Linked DNA regions of Homo sapiens: regions 1 and 3 are each linked to region 2. A link is an interaction called in ENCODE POLR2A ChIA-PET data of the cell type or tissue named here. Cell type or tissue: A673. All regions are shown on one strand. Links, peaks and the distances in the headings refer to the core of each region. The heading gives the core; the rest is flanking DNA. Region 1 overlaps ALK (ALK receptor tyrosine kinase). Region 2 has its middle 19 kb from the start of YPEL5. Region 3 overlaps ALK (ALK receptor tyrosine kinase).

Region 1 (5,508 bases), core at 194-5,193, 380 kb after region 2:
ATTAGCCGGGCATGGTGGCGCGTGCCTGTAGTCCCAGCTACACAGGAGGCTGAGGCAGGAGAATGGCGTGAACCCGGGAGGCGGAGCTTGCAGTGAGTCGAGATCGCGCCACTGCACTCCAGCCTGGGCGACAGAGCGAAACTCCGTCTCAAAAAAAAAAAAAAAAAAAGAAAAGAAAATAGCAGAAGTCACAAATGCATTGAATACACGTAAGCTACCAAACATCATAGCCTAGCCTAGCCTACCTTAAACGTGCTCGGAACACTTACACAAGTTTATAGTTGGGCAAACTCATCTAACACAATGCCTATTTTATAATAATAAAAATAAACAAAAAAAGGCAAAATTTAAAATATGGTTTCTACTGAATGCACATAGCTTTTGCACCATCATAAAGTCAGAAGATCATTAAGTTATGCCATCATAAGTTCAGAACGTCTTTGTAGAGTACAGGTAAGGTCTTTGATGACAGACAGACTCAGGTTAGATGATGTTAGCTTTGTGCTATTATCTTAGCTTCCTGAGCCTCTATTTCCTTACCTCTAAAATGGGGATAATACCTCTACCACTCCGGTCTCAAAAATGTTAGCTACAATTATCATCATTGTTGTTTTATAGTCATCCTTAACCAGTATCTCTAGGGTTTATGTATATTTTCATCACCACTAATTAGTACTTATTGGTTGAACAAGAGGACAGAATACTTGAGCTGGGAACTGTCCCTAAAAATCTAGAACATGAAGACGTGGTGGACACTTGCTTTGCTTCTACTGTGCCTGGCAACATGTCACCTCATGAAAGGTGGTCACTGCCTCAGAATTGTCCCTAAGTTTCGGTAAAATGGTGCTTCATACAAGCAGGAACCTGAGAATTGGGATCCTAGGCTGCCTCAGAAACTAGTTACCTGGTGTTATTCATTAACTCAGAGTAGCAGAAGGCAAGAGGAACAGAAAGTGCAGTTATTACTTGGGATTACAAGAAGCTGAGATGCTCACACTCCATAAACACACAACTCAACGCCTTTCCCATCCCCGAGACCATGGGGCAGGCAGAACCCAAATCAAACTAGTCACGGGCCACATAACAACATTTCAGGCAATGAAGGACTGCACATACATCAGCGGTCTCATAAGCTTTATAAGGAAGCTGAAAAATTCCTATCGCGTGCTGAAGTCATAGCCATCGTAATGTCCTAGCACAATTAATTTTTTTAAAATAAATTTAGTGTAGCTTAAGTGTACAGTGTTTCTAAAATGTACAGGAGTGTACAGTAATGTCCTAGGCCACCCTCACTCACCACTCCTTACTGACTCACCCAAAGCAACTTTCAGTCCAGGCAAGCTTCATTCGTGGTAAATGCCCTATACAGGTGTACCATTTATTATCTTTAATGTTTACTGTAACCTTTCTTTCTTCTCTTTTCCCTCCCCTCTCCTCCCCTTCCTTTTGAGATGGAGTCTTGCTCTGTTGCCCAGGCTGGGGTGCAGTGGCTCAGTGTCGGCTTACTGCAACCTCTGCCTCCTGGCTTCAAGCGATTCTCCTGCCTCAGCCGCTGGAGTAGCTGGGACTACTGGCGCAGGCCACCATGCCCTGCTAATTTTTGTATTTTTAGTAGAGATGGGGTTTCACCATGCTGGCCAGGCTGGTCTCGAACTCCTGACCTCATGATCCACCCACCTTGGCCTCCCAAAATGCTGGGATTACAGGCATGAGCCACAAGCCACCACGCCCGGCCTCTGTCATTCTCTTTCTTTCTCTTTCTCTCTTTCCCTCCCTCCCTCCCTTTCTTCCTTCCTTCCTTCCTTCCTGCCTGCCTGCCTTCCTTCCTTCCTTCCTTCCTTCCTTCCTTCCTTCCTTCCTTCCTTCCTTCCTTCCTTCCTTCCTTCCCATTCTGTTCCGTTACACTCCACTCCACTCAAGCAATCAACCTGACCTCAAGCAATCTTCCCACTTCAGCCTCCCAAGTAGCTGGGACTACAGGCATATGCCACCATGCCCAGCTAATTTTTTAATTTATTGTAGAGATGGGGTCTCACTATGTTGCCCAGGCTGTTCTCAAACTCCTGGGCTCAAGGAGTCCTCCCACCTTGGCCTCCAAAGGTTCTTGAATTATAAGCATGAGCCACTCTGCCCAGCTTAGTACCTTTTCTATATTTTAATATGTTTAGGTCACAAATACCATTGTTATACAGTTGTCTACAGTATTCAGTACAGTAACATGCTGTACTGTGGCCTGGTTTGTGGCCTGGGATCGATAGGCTATACCATATAGCCTAGGCATATAGTAGGCTACCATCTAGGTTTGTGTAAATGCACTCTGTGATGTTCACACTGTGATGAAATCATCTAATGATGCATTTCTTAGAACAAATCCCCATCGTTAAGCAATGCATTACTATACTTCTCGAGTCCCATGCAATCATGCCCTCGGCGGATGTGCTGTCTGTCTGGGGCAGCTGTTCTCTGCCTGCTGCCTCTTTCCTGAAATGCATCTCTAGGCTGTTCCTTCCTGGCAGGGAGCCCTCATTAGCCTTCCTGGCTAATGCTGCTCTTGAGATAATGACATGAACCTGCTTTCAAGGGTCTGGAGTGTTTTAGGGGAGGAGCACTGCACTTCTGATTACCATAGGTCCAGGTAGAATGTGTTCCTATTCCGTGGAACAGGAAGACTCAACTCATTTCTTCTCTCCCTGTCTTGATAAATTTGGGGAAGATCTCAATGAACAAGTGTCTCTCTAGTTTCCATATATTATAGATAAGCTGTTCGGCTAAACTGAAGTTGCCTTATGTGGGCTAATAAATGGCTGGGCTCAGGGGGTTGGAGATGCTGTGGGCTGTGGGGGAGCCATGACCTCCTTTGCTTTGGGGACTGAGAACGATGGGCCCACCGCCCTATGGAGCAGCTTCCCTCCTGCTCAGCAACTGTTAGGCCTTTCCTTGGGTTTGGGCCTGAGGTCTTCCCTGTCTGAGACCCCTGGGTCTAGTTGGTCAGCAGTCCCACATGTCTCTCTGGGGTCCTAAGAATATTTATTTAAAACTATTATCTATTCAGGATTAAGGGGCCTTTCCTTTGGAGTATTTGTTCTCTGAGTGGGTGCTTAGCAACTGAAGTGCTGTTTGTAAAAGACATAGGTTGGTGTCCCCAAGCATTTCATAATGAGTGTGGGTTGAAAAGCTCCTCTGGTGATTTTTAAAAGGTTACCTTTCATCTATATCACAGGTTCTCAGAGCATGACCTCCAAACCACCAATGTTAGCATTTCCTGGAAAACTGGTTAGCAATGTGAATTCTTGGGCTCCACCCCAGACCTACTGAATCAGAAACCCTGGGGACTGAGGGCAGCTCTTTGAGCTTTAATAAGCCCTCCAGGTGACTTTGATGTGCCTTGGAGTTTGACAGTCACTGTCCTAAGTGGTCAGGAGGCGTGGATGTCAGGTATTTCTCTTCTGTAACAGGCCAGAGGACACACCTTCAGTATGATCATTCAAGAGATATGTTAGTATCTCTTACTTTGGGAGGCCAAGGCAGGTGGATCACTTGAGGTCAGGGGTTCAAGACCAGCTGGCCAACATGGCAAAACCCCATCTCTACTAAAAATACAAAAATTAGCCAGGAGTAATGGCTCGCGACTGTAATCCCAACTACTTGGGAGGCTGAGGCACGAGAATCGCTTGAACCCAGGAGGCAGAGGTTGCAGTGAGCCTTGATCGTGCCACTGCATTCCAGCCTGGGTGACAGAGTGAGACTGTGATTCAAAAAAAAAAAGTGATATGTTAGTATCTCTTAAAGTACCATCGACTAAGCGCCTTCTTCTGAATCACTGAGGGATACCTATTAAATATGTATACACTATGGTCCCATTTCAGTTTTTCTGAATCAAAACCTTTGAGGTTGGTGACCTGGGATTGTGTCTGTTCAACATGCTTCCCACGGGCTTCTTTCACCCAGTGAATTTTAGAAATAACCTTCCTATTCAATGTATAGTGTTTGACCAGCGGCATGTTCATCACCTGGGAGCTTGTTAGAGATGCAGAATTTTAGGCTCCACCCCAGACACTTAATCAGAACCTGCATTTCCAATATGATCACCAGGTGATTCATACACACATTAACATTTGAGAAGCATTGCCAAGGGCCATATGCTTAGAGCACTTGCTATGTGTGGGCTGCTGATTCATAGTTTAGTCAACACACCCTTGAGTAGAAAGTGTCATTCTAGGGTAGACCAAGGGCTCTTAAAAAAGTACTAGTGTCCCATGGGTCCTGACTCAGACATCCTGGAGCTTGTCCAGGATGTGATTAACAGGGTAACAGATGTCTTTGCAAAGCACTGGAGAGCTGATCCACACCTAACGAGTGTCACATCAAAGGCACCATGTGGATCTCTTGTTGTGGGTCTTGCAACCCCTTTAAGAAGGGAAGTCCACTTGACCGCCCTTCCAAACTGCTTTTTTGTTTTCCCAGAGGAGACAGGTAGGCAATCTCATCAGCTTAGATGATACCTAGCTCAGAGAAGCAGAGATTTAGGATTCACATGACTCATTCTTTCGTTGCTAGTTAGTTTTATGTAGCTTTCCAGAAAGGTCTGCCCACTGTCCTTTATACCTTAGTGTGAGTTGAGGTTAATTTATCTTTCCTTTGGACCTTGCCACTTTAGAAGGGAAAGCTTGACAATGTGTGCCATGACAGGCTCTAGACTTCCATCAAAGGAACTTTAGGCATCAAAAGCAGATGAAAAGGTATTGGATTTGGTGGTGGGGGAGGGGCTTTCTAGGAACCCACAAGAAATTACTGACTTGTTTCTCTTTTATATTTCTGGGAGGAAAATGATTGGGCCAAATGGTCTCTGGGGCTCTTTCCATTACTGGAAATTCTTTGGAGTATTTATTGAGCATTCACTCTGTGCTAGGTCCTGTGCTGGACATTGAGGGGATAAAAATGTAAACTGATGCTTCTACCTGTCTCCCAGGATGGGGTGGGAAGGGAGACAGAGACATCAGCCCCTCTCTGAGGTCCAAGAGATGCTCTCCTCCTGTCACTCCAAAACCGATGTATCCTGATGGTAACTCAATAGTAAAGGAAACTTCCATTTTTATTGGTGTGAGTAAACTCATTCATTCATTCATTAAACAATTATTTTTTAATGTCTCCTACCTGTAGACAATTGTTTCTGAAATTTGTTTTTAGATTTGAATATGAAAATGATCTTTCTTAAGAGCACCTGTTTCAAAGATAAGTTTGTAAACTTTCAGACTAGTTGGAACATATTGTTGTGAATAAAGCCCTGATTAGAGGAGAAGAAATGGGCTGTTTTCCCTCTAGTTTTCCATAGGACAGTTTGAGAGAGGTCAAGCTGGAGTTTTAATTGAGGAGGGCTTTTCCATCAGTCAGCACTGGCCACTCATGAAATAGAGTGACCTCCCCCACTCAACAAACACACACACTTGGAACTAGTGAAGGAAAGGTCAGATGTCATTGCCAAGGGCTTTGAGAAGGGACCTGGACTTG
Region 2 (5,508 bases), core at 393-5,392:
GCAGAGTAGCTGAGACTACAGGCATCGGCACCACGCCTGGCTAATTTTTTTGTATTTTTAGTAGAGACAGGGTTTCACCATGTTCGCCAGGCTGGTGTCGAACTCCTGACCTCAAGTGATCCTCCTACCTTGGCCTCCCAAAGTGCTGGGATTACAGGCATGAGCCACTGTGCCCAGCATGATTGACTTTTTAAAAAGCCTGTAAAACCTTTGTAGTTTTTAAAAAAGAAGTCAATGCAAGTAAGCTCAGGTTATAATCTCTGCACCATCTCTGTTTCCAAGCAGGAACCCAAGGACACTGGTCTCCTTCCTGTACTCCCAGTTCTTAGTAGCCTTCCTCCCTTGTCCATTATATATAAAAACAAAAAATGTGAAATTCTAAATTTGTCTAGTTATATCAAGAACAAAAGTCTGGGTCAGGCACAGTGGATCACTCCTTGAATCTCAGCACTTTGGGAGGCCGAGGCAGGAGGATCACTTAAGCCTAGGAGTTGGAGACCAGCTTGGGCAACAAAGTGAGACCCCCGTCTCAAATTTTTAAAAATTTATTTTAAAAAAAGAAAGAACAAATGAAAGCCCTGAAAGCTGAGCAGAAGTTCTCCAGGAAGCATGCAAAGAATGGGTGCAAAACACAGGACAGTGGGCAGCTCTGGAGAGTGGCCCTCCACTGGCGTACCTGTGCCTGGTACATCACCACACCCTGGGATTAATCACTGCACTGTCCATAAGAAAGATTCATTACAATTATTGGTTAATAGGGTCAAAGAAAATCCCTTCTCTTTGGCAGTAGAGACCACATCCTCAAATTTGAAATCTTAACAAATTCAGTTTGTGGCAACATAGAACCGAAAGGACCTGGAGATTATGTAGCCCATCTCTCTCACTTTACAGACGAGGAATCCACAGCTTTGCGAGGAGTGATTAATCGTTGCAATCCCAGGTGTGATGCTAGAGTGATAGTGAAGTCTAAAGGAGCGGTTTGCCCTTCACGACTTGTCAGATGCCCATCTCTCTCTCTCTGACTTGTCAGATGCCCATCTCTCTCTCTCTCTCAGTCGGCTCAGGCCCCTCAAGAAGCAGATGCCAAGATGGGACTAGATGTGCCAGGGACGAAATGGAGGAAGCCTCTGGGAAGGACAGAGGGACATGAACCTCAGTAGGCCAAAGAGCCAGCTGCCTGCGATGTAGATCTGACACCTGTGGAAGCAGAGAGGGAGGGAAGGAGGACTGGGTAGGAGAAGCTTCAGACAATGGGGCAACCCCAAGAGAAGACAGCCTGTGAGCGGAATCCCGCATCAGGCAGAAATGGCACCCACTGCATGCTCAGGCATGGGGTGGGAGCGCCAGGGACAGTGTGACTCTGTGGCAGGTCTGTGCGGGAAGCTGTGCCCCCTGCAGCTGGTTCTTTTGGAGGGAGGTCTGAGGCCACCACACTCCATCTCTACTTCCTGTACCCATATTCTCCCTGCTGCATCCTCCACTGTGGGCCTGTTCCTATTATCCCCTTCCTACAGGTGCCTGATGCTGTGACCATGTTACACTCCTGGCCACTCTCCAGAGTTGCCCACTGTGCTGTGTTTTGCACCCATTCTTGGCATGCCTCCTGGAGAACTTCTGCTCAGCTTTCAGGGCTTTTGTTTGTTCTTTCTTTTTTAAAAATAAATGTTTAAAAATTTGAGACGGGGGTCTCACTTTGTTGCCCAGGCCAGTCTCCAACTCCTAGGCTTAAGTGATCCTCCTGCCTCGGCCTCCCAAAGTGCTGAGATTCAAGGAGCGATCCACTGTGCCTGGCCCGGACTTTTGTTCTTGATATAACTAGTCAAATTTAGAATTTCACATTTTTTTGTTTTATATATAATGGTATTTTTCTCACTACTGAAACCATCCAATATATTCATGGCACTTGCCTTCAGGGCATGTTCAAAGCTGTGTGCTTGTTCTAAAAATGTTCAGCCGAATCAAATGAGATTTCATATCTCTGTGTACCCACCATCCATATATATGCCCATCCGTCCATCTGTCTCTATTTCGCTCTGTTTCTACCTTTCTGTTTCTTCAAGCCTACTGTTGTCTCAATGTCTTACCCTTGTATGCAGTGTTGGAACACAAACTCCTATGTCTGGGGACACATTCTTTTCCACATTTTCACTATTGTCACAAACATGACTCTAGGAGAATTTTTAAAACCTAATGTCTGTGTTGAGAGTATGGGCAAACGGACAGAGTCTCATACTCTGTTGATGATGATATAAATTGGTGCAATATTTGTGGAGGGCAATGGGCAGAATCGATTACATTTTAAAATAGGCAAAAACTGTTTGGTCTTACATTTTCTACTTCTAGGAAATGAGACTAGAAATACATTGACACAAATAAATAGTTGTTTTCAGCAATATTTGTAATGTTGAAAGGAAAAATGTATATACTTCCACCATTATAAGAAATGATAAATCATGACACAGTCATTCAGTAGAATATTGTGTAGCCACTGATAGCAATAAAATACTGATATAGAAAAAATGCCCAAAATATATTGGATAAGAAAAGCATGTTGCAGGACTATGTTTAGTATAATTCAATTTTTGGTTTTAAAAATGTAAATTATATATAAAGGTAGATAGATATTTTAGGTTATGCAAAAAATCAGAGTAGGCTGGGTGCAGTGGCTCACACCTGTAGTCCCAGCACTTTCGGAGGCCAAAGCGGGCAGATTGCTAGAGCCCAGGAGTTCAAGACCAGCTTCGGCAACATGACAAAATCTCATCTGTATAAAAACAAAACAAAACAAAACAAAAATTAGCTGGGCATGGTGGCATGAGCCTGTAGTCTCAGCTACTTGGGAGGCTGAGGTGGGAGGATCGCTTGAGCTCTGGAGGTCAAGGGTGCAGTGAGCTGTAATCGTGACACTGCACTCTAGCCTGGGCCACAGAGCAAGACCCTGTCAAAAAATGCCCCCAAAAACAGAATCAGAGGAAAATATATCAAACCATTAATAGTATTTATCCAGAGGCAGTGTGTGTGTGGGTGGGGGGTATGGGAAGAGGGTGAAGGGAATGAGTAGGGTCTGGGTATCTTACAAGAAACTTTTTATATTATACACTTCTTTAATGCTTATTTTTCAACAAATATATATGTAATATTTTTTAAAAACTAAATTCGTCTTGAAAAATTATGGGACAAAATCACAACCAGTCTATGAACATTGATATAGTCAAGATAGAAAACATTTTTCCACAATCACAAGGATGACTCATGTTGACATTTATAGCCACACCCACTTCCCTCTCACTCTATTCCAGCTTTAATTCCTGGTAACTACTGATCTGTTCTCCATTTCAAAAATGTTATATAAGTGGAACCACACAGTATGTAACCTTTTGGGGATTAGCTTTTCTGTTCACTCGGCATAATTCTCTGGCTATTCCTCCAGGCTGTTCATGTATCATCAGTTCATTCCTTTTTGTTTTATCCTTCCTTCTTTCCTTTCCTTCCTTCCTTCCTTCCTTCCTTGCTTCCGTCCTTCCTTCCTTCCTTCCTTCCTTCCCTCCTTCCTTCCCTCCCTCCTTCCTTCCCTCCCTCCCTCCTTCCTTCCTTCCTTCCTTCCCTCCTTCCTTTTTTTTTTTCTTTGAGAGGATCTTGTTCTGTCGCCCAGGCTGGAGTGCAGTGGCGCCATCTTGACTCACTGCAACCTCTGCCTCCTGGGTTCAAATGATTCTCTTGTTTCAGCCTCCCAAGTAGCTGGGATTATAGGCGTGGGCTGCCAAGTTCATTCCTTTTGGTTGATGAATAGTATTTCATGGTATGGATGTATCACAGTACATGCAATCATTTGTCGTTGATGGCCATCTGTGTTGTTTCCAGTTTTTGGCTCTTATGAATAAAACTGCTTTAAGTATTCATGTACGGGTTTTTTGTGAACATGCTTTGCTACCCCTGTGGGACGTATGCCCACATATGCAATTGCTGGGTCATATGGTAGCTGTGTGTGTGTGGTCTTCTAGTCCACAAACCAGGTATGACTCTCCATTAATTTAGATCTTCTTTGCTTTCTTTTGTCACTATTTTGTAGTTCCAGCATACTAGTCTTATGTTTTCTTAAATTTGCACCCCTTAAGCATTTTATTTTTTGAATAATTATAAATAGCACTTTTTTTTTTTTTTGAGATGGAGTCTCACTCTATCACCCTGGCTGGAGTGCAGTGGCATGATCTCGGGTCACTGCAACCTCTGCCTCCTGGGTTCAAGCAATTCTCCTGCCTCAGCCTCCCGAGTATCTGGGATTACAGGCGCCCACCACCACGCCTGGCTAATTTTTTTGTATTTTTAGTAGAGATAGGGTTTCACTATGTTGGCCAGGCTGGTCTTGAACTCCTGACCTCAGGTGATCTACCTGCCTCAGCCTCCGAAAATGCTGGGATTACAGGTGTGAGGCACTGCACCTGGTCAGTATTCTATTTTTTAATTTTAGTTTTCACATTTATTGCTAGTATGTAGATGTATTAACAATGATTATATTGATTTTTGAACACTGAACTAGCCTTGCATCCCTGGAATAAACCTCACTTGTTCATAGCATGTAATTCTTTTTTTATATTGCTGAATTGTTTTTGCTAATATTTTGGTAACGATATTTGCATCTATATTCATGAGGGATATTGGTCTGCAGTTTTCTGTTTTTGTACTGTCATTGTTTGGCTTTGGTATCAGGGTATACTACCTTCGTAAAATTATTTGGGAAGAATTTCCTCATCTTCTATTTTATGGAAAAGACTGAATAGAATTGGTGCTAATTCTTTAAACTTTTCATAGAATTCTCCAGTGAAGCCATCTGGGCCTGGAGATTTCTTTTTTGGGAGTTTTAAATTTTTACTTGGTAATCATAGGGCTATTCAAATCATATATTCCATATTGGGTGAGCTGGGGTAGTTTGCATTTTTTGAAGAATTGATCCTTTTCATTTCAGTTGTCAAATTTATGGATGTAAAATTGCTTATCATATTCTCTTATTATCTTTTTGATATATGCATGGTCTGTAGTGATATTTCCTCTTTCACTCTTGATATTTGTATCTTTTCTTTTTTCTTTGTCAGTCTTGCTAGAGACTTGTCCGTTTTACTGATCTTTTCAAATAACCAACTTTCTCTTTTATTGTTTTTTCCTATTGTTTTTGTTTTCAATTTACTGAATTCTGCTCTTATCTTTATTATGGGATTACTTCTACTTGTTTTGGTGTTTGTTTTTCTATCTTCTTTCTCAGTGTTCTTAGGTGTGTAGCTAGATTATTGATTTTAGGCTTTTTCTCTTTTCTATTAGAAGTATTTAGTGCTAAAAAATTTCTTTTCAGTGGTGTTCTAGTGGTGTCCCACAAATTTTGGTATGTTTTATTTTAACTTTTGTTCAGTTCAGTGTATTTTTACAATTTCCCTTGAAACTTTCTCTTGGCCCAGGAGATATTTAAAAGTTTGTTGTTTAGTTTCCAAGTGTTTGGAGATTTTCTGTTTTTCTACT
Region 3 (5,508 bases), core at 216-5,215, 280 kb after region 2:
GGTCAGCATGAAACATGCAGGCTGCATGTTCTGGGGGAATTTAAGGGATTTTCAAGGATAGTTTTGAATCTATGCAATTCAAAATATCAATTTTTGCCTTTCGCACTGACATCAGAATTGAAGTCCCACTGTACTGCTTAGGTGGTTGGGAAGAAAAGCCTCCCCACTTCCTCCTCCCAGAGGCACTAAGACCTATTCACACCCGCTGCCCCTGATCCCCCAGGGACCCTGGCAGCTGCGTACCGAGCCTCACCAGCAGCCAAGAGAGCACTTTTTGGATACTTGGAAATCCCTGCCACTTATGGGGGGATTTAAGTCCAGCTGGCTCCCTAGCTGGGCCTATTTTTTGGAGCCAGAAGTTTGTCTCGCCACTAGACAATGAGCGTATCAAAGCTGAGACTCTTTCCCATCTCTGCTTCTCCTTCTTACACCTCCCCCACCCTCATCCTCCTCTCCTTCCTCCTTTGCTTCATCTTCCCTCTCCTTCTTGTCCTCTTCCTACGCTCTCTCATTTCTCTTCTCCTTTCTCTCTTTTTTTACCCCTTCCCCTGCCAATGTTTTCATCATTGAGCACAGTGCCTGTCATGGAACACCATTCTATAAAGTTTATAAACGAATGAATGAATGAATGAATGCCATTCTTTGGCTTCAGAGGAAAATCCACCTATTTTCCCGTTCTTTTTTCAATCTAGGGCTCTTGGAACTAGATTGTCATGTTCACCTTTCTGTCTTTTTCATTATTCCCTGAAAGCACAAACTCAATTTAGGCTTTAGTGAAAAATGAAGAGCATTAGACCAACCTTTTAAAATTGCTTGGTCAGTACTTCCTGCTTGTCTGTACTTCACAACGCTGTCATCACGGGGTAATTATAACATTAAGTATGTACCTGATCAGCAAGTTGCTTTTATTAAAATCCCCTGTTGGTTTCTAGGCATCTCATAGCTCCTGGGGCATTTGTTCAACTCCTTGGGCCTCAGGCAGTTTCATCTCCAGTGCAGATAGGAGCCCAGGTCCAGAGGTCCTGGGTCAACACGTCCCTACCACCACCCTATTCCCCGACTTTCCTGATAGTACTTTTGCCAACTGTGTGGTGAGCAGCTCATTATGGTCACCTCTAGAAGAAGGGGCTGCCTATTCATAGATGAGAATACCGAGGTATCGTGGAGGGAAGGGAGGAGCCCCTGGGAACACGGCTTCTCTTGGCAATCCCTAAACCACATCCAACCCACAGTGAGATTCCTCTCTGTGTTTTTGCTGGTGGAGGCCACCTGGACCTCCTTTCACGTTTCCCTGCAGGGGTGATGGCAACTGTGGCAGGGCCATTTTTTACTTTACAAGCTCCTTTTTACGTGTGTTTACAAATTCTATAGCTCAGCAAGATTCTAGTTCTGGAGTCAGACAGATCTGCTTATAGGTGCGGGCCAAATAACCTGACTGTTCTGAGCTGTGTTTTCTCTGCTGTAAAATGGGAATAATAATAGAACCTATCTCATAGAATCTCTGGTGAGCATCAAAAGATGTATGTAAAAGGCTTCACATAGATCCTGGCACATGGTAAACACTCAACAAGTGTGGCTAATATGATAATAGTAGTGCTACTTAGCAGTTATCCAGTAAGGAAGTTGCCAGACTTTTGACAATCTCTGGAGGAGGATGGTATTGCTTTCTTGCAGTTTGAAAAATCTTTCAATGCCCGGGGGAGGAGGTGGACTTTGGTACAGCACTGACCAGAGTCTCTACCACCAAGTAGACTCCTCTGCTTTATAAAAGTTATAAGCAAGAACTCATTGAGAGCATTCATTCACTCAAGAAATGTTTACATGCCTGCTGCGTGCCAGGCTCTAGACAAGGATCATCCTAGACAAGGTCTTGTTCTCATGGAGCTAATATTCTTGAAAGGAAGACAGACAATAAGTGTGTAAATAAATGGACAAGGCAATTTTATATAGTGATGAGTATTGTGAAGAAAATAAAACGGGGTTCTAGGACAGTAGGAAATTTGGGGAGGGGTGCTGTTGAGTTCCAGTGGTTAATAAAGGAGCCAGTCAGCGTGAACTGGCTATGCGGTCAGGTGGGGGGGCAAGTGCCAAGGGCCAGATCCTAGAACCAGATCCTAGAACCAGCGTGGTGTGTTCAAGAAACAGACAGGAGTTCAGGGTAACTGGCCTGGGAGAGGCCAATTCCAGGTGAGATCAGAGAGATTGGCAGGGCCAGATTATGAGAGCCTGCTGATCACAGAACATCACACTCCCAAGCCCAAAACCAGATTTCTTTTTTATAACCATGGGCCAGATGTATGGGCCACACTATAGCACTATATGATATAGACCAGACCACTGGAAAAGGCTTCCTTCATGAGGCAGGATTTAGTATGAACCTTGGATGGGAAATAAAGTTGTGCATTGTGCTACAGAGAACCCTGGCATGAACTGGAGCACAGACACTTTTTAAGAGTGCTGTGGAGAGTCACAGTTCCCAGAATCTGTCTTGGAGCACCAGCACCCAAGAGGTGCTCCTCAACCAAAGGTTTCTGGGAGTCTTCCAAAAGTTTGGGGAAATGGTAAACTAGATTTTATTCTCCAAGGTTAAAAAATGTGTCCGGGCACAGTGGCTCACACCTGTCATCCTAGTACTTTTGGAGGCTGAGGCAGGTGGATCACCTGAGGTCAGGAGTTTGAAACCAGCCTGGCCAACATGGTGAAATCCTGTCTCTACTAAAAATACAAAATTGGCCGGTCATGATGGCACATGCCCGTACTCCCAGCTACTTGGGAGGCTGAGGCAGGAGAATCGCTTGAACCTGGGGGGTGGAGGTTGCAGTGAGCTGAGATAGTGCCATTGCACTCCAGCATGGGTGACACGAGCAAAACTCTGTCTCAAAAAAAAAAATGTCGTTAAAGGTTGAGGAAGCCTTGCAGCAAAGACACCTGTCTCACCTTTTGTAATCCAACATGTCCCAAGCTTACTTAACCGTGAAACCTTATTTATTTACAGAGTCCCTATTAACATCCCCCAGAATTAAAGTGCCAGGGAACACCCTTTGGGAATCACTGTTGAAGAAGAAGCCAGGGTTTGTGTGAGCCTGAGGGATCAGTAGCATCTGTGATTCAGCACTTGTGCCCGTGATAATTCATGGTGATGATCCCCTCCAGTGACTCAAATCATTGAGTGTCAACTGTGCCTATGTTAGCCCTGATCCACTTGCTTTATTTTCATTTTGCTAGCAGGACAAGGGAGTGCCTGGAGACAGGAAATGAGTAAACTCACATCCATAACCCCCTGGGACTGGGCTGAGACTGGGTTGGTTATGAAAATGCTCTTGGGCCTTAGACGACAGCCCCGGAACCCCCAGTGATAAGCTTCTCAAAGAGTTGAGGTCCACAGCCTGTGAGGAGCCTTTCTGTAGGATGAGCAGTGTGTGTACTGTGTGTGTGTGCCTCTGTGTGTGTGTGTGTGTGTGTGTGTGTGTGCAGGGGGGTTATCAGGGTGAAGGTGATTGCATTCTCAGCTCATCTCTGCTGCTAGCAACATCAAACACATACTTTTAAACTTTTGGCTCTAATTTCCCTGCTGATGACAGTAAACCTTAGTTTGTCAGTCACTTGGATGGATCTGGGTTGGTTTTCGGCTCATGAATCGTAGAAATGGAAGTGACGTAGTAAGAAATCATCCAGTCTCCAGTCTCCTCCCCTAAGAACCAGGACAATGGTTCTAACCTTCAGAAGATTGTGAACTCCTTTGGGAATCTAATAACAGCTATGGACCTAACCCCAGAGAAAAAGCACAAATGGAGATTCAAGTAACATTTCACCTACTATATCAGAGGTTTACAGGCCTTTTTATGTCCTTGGTACCCCTTATGTGTGATATGGTTAATAACTGTTCCTTGAATACCTATTTAAATCCTGTTGTTCATTGTCTCACCTTGCTCTTAGGATAAGGTAAAATATTCCCTAAAATGGCACACGAGGTACATGATCTGCACCTGCTCCCCACTGGCCCCGGGGGGCACTGCTCATTCTCTCTGCCCCCATCTGCTGCTGGTCTAGCCACGCAACAGCACCTCTGAGAGTTCTTGCTCTTACCCACCCCTGCTTTCCACAAGGCATATGCATGCGTTGTTTTCTTTCCCTAAAATGTCTTTTTTCCTTTGTTGTCCAGACAACTCCTTCTTATCCTTCAGATAGCAGTTCCGGGGTGACTTCCTCAAGGAAATTTCCTTCACCTCCTTTTCCAGAACTTATACAACAGATCATCCATTCTATGCCCTTTACCAAGTCCTATATGTCAGATTATCCATCCTGTATTCTCATAGCACTGTAGACGTTTCTTTCAAAAGCGTATGTCACAGTTGAAATTTACCTCTGTTTTTGAGATTAATTAATTAAGGCCTGGCTTCCCCCACTAGACAGCAAGTTTCATGAGGGCAGGTGCTGGATCTTTGGTGCCTAATAATGTGCTCAGCATACAGTAAGTGCTCAGTAGTAACTTCGCGTAGGGTGAGAGTATGATCATTGATTATGAATGCTCCCTATATATCAAAGCAACCCATTCCATGGTCCCAGAGATTTTGTTCTGTTAACTTCTGGTTTTGAAAAGTGACAATTTTTTGCTTGCATCCATTTTACTGACAAATTATGGGAGGTTTTGTCCTTTAAGTAAATCAATGACCACTTTGGTCTTTGCAAAGCTGTTGGCCAGGGTTCTACAATAGAAATCCCCTTCAATGAATTCAGCGTCAGGCAGAACTTGGACATCACTCTGCCCACCCTCAGGCTGCAGGAGTATATGATAACCATATCCATCAGCAGCCATCCATATGATCACATTTACATTTCTGTCCTTTCATAATTCCTGCCATCATTCCTGCCTCCCTTTCTTCTTTTCTTCCTCCTTCCTTCTTTTCTTCCAGCAGTTGCACAGGTACCCTCGCAACCTAAGTAGAGAATGTGACACACACGCACACCATACACACACACCACACACACAACTCTTGGAGGAAATTTTATGTGTATATGTGTGCCCCGTATGTGGGAGTAGGTGTAAAGTAGGGCAAAATTTCACTACCAATAATTCTGATTCATAGTTGAAATTGACTCTGCATGGTAGTGGGGCACCGAGACCCCTTCTAGCTGGTGGGTCTTTTCCCCTCATCCCCATTGATATTCCCCTCCTCTCCATGAACACAACCTAATATTGGTATTACTGAAGTCTCAAGCCCCAATATTTTTCTTACCCAATCACCCTTACCTGCTCACTCTGCCCCTGCCATTTGGTCCAGCTGCGTTCTGGGGACTTCATACAGTGGGGAGAACCTCACCTCACAAGGATGAGAAGCTGTGGGCATTCCCTGTTCTCATTTCCTCTGTCCTTTATGCTAGAGCATTTGCTCCAACCTCCACTTCCTTTCAGTATCCTGCCACAGAAACATCCGAGGAAGATGGGAAGCCTATAGTTTCCCACCTGCAACTCATTTCCCCACCTGCAAGAGAGGAATGTTGGTGGAA

The links. Peaks named below come from ENCODE experiments on the same cell type or tissue, not always from the same donor. Only the 100,000 strongest peaks of a DNase experiment are listed, where the experiment ranks them.
Region 1: POLR2A ChIA-PET joins it to region 2 with 10 read pairs; 1 of 35 experiments calls an interaction of 5 or more read pairs at or near these places.
Region 3: POLR2A ChIA-PET joins it to region 2 with 12 read pairs; 1 of 35 experiments calls an interaction of 5 or more read pairs at or near these places.

Annotation. Positions count from the first base shown.
Region 1 is chr2:29,747,010-29,752,517 of GRCh38, reverse strand. All of the region lies in intron 1 of ALK (ALK receptor tyrosine kinase), which reads left to right. Among named protein-coding and RNA genes, the nearest start is that of ALK, 170 kb to the left of the region's middle. In A673, for the core only: no CTCF peak of the experiment used is centred there; DNase peaks (open chromatin) are centred at 1,847, 2,477 and 4,257; H3K27ac peaks cover 1,286 bases.
Region 2 is chr2:30,125,501-30,131,008 of GRCh38, reverse strand. No RefSeq gene overlaps it. Among named protein-coding and RNA genes, the nearest start is that of YPEL5, 19 kb to the left of the region's middle. In A673, for the core only: no CTCF peak of the experiment used is centred there; DNase peaks (open chromatin) are centred at 3,348 and 3,788; H3K4me3 peaks cover 373 bases; H3K27ac peaks cover 5,000 bases.
Region 3 is chr2:29,842,823-29,848,330 of GRCh38, reverse strand. The region is part of intron 1 of ALK (ALK receptor tyrosine kinase); the gene reads left to right. Among named protein-coding and RNA genes, the nearest start is that of ALK, 76 kb to the left of the region's middle. In A673, for the core only: no CTCF peak of the experiment used is centred there; DNase peaks (open chromatin) are centred at 230 and 3,240.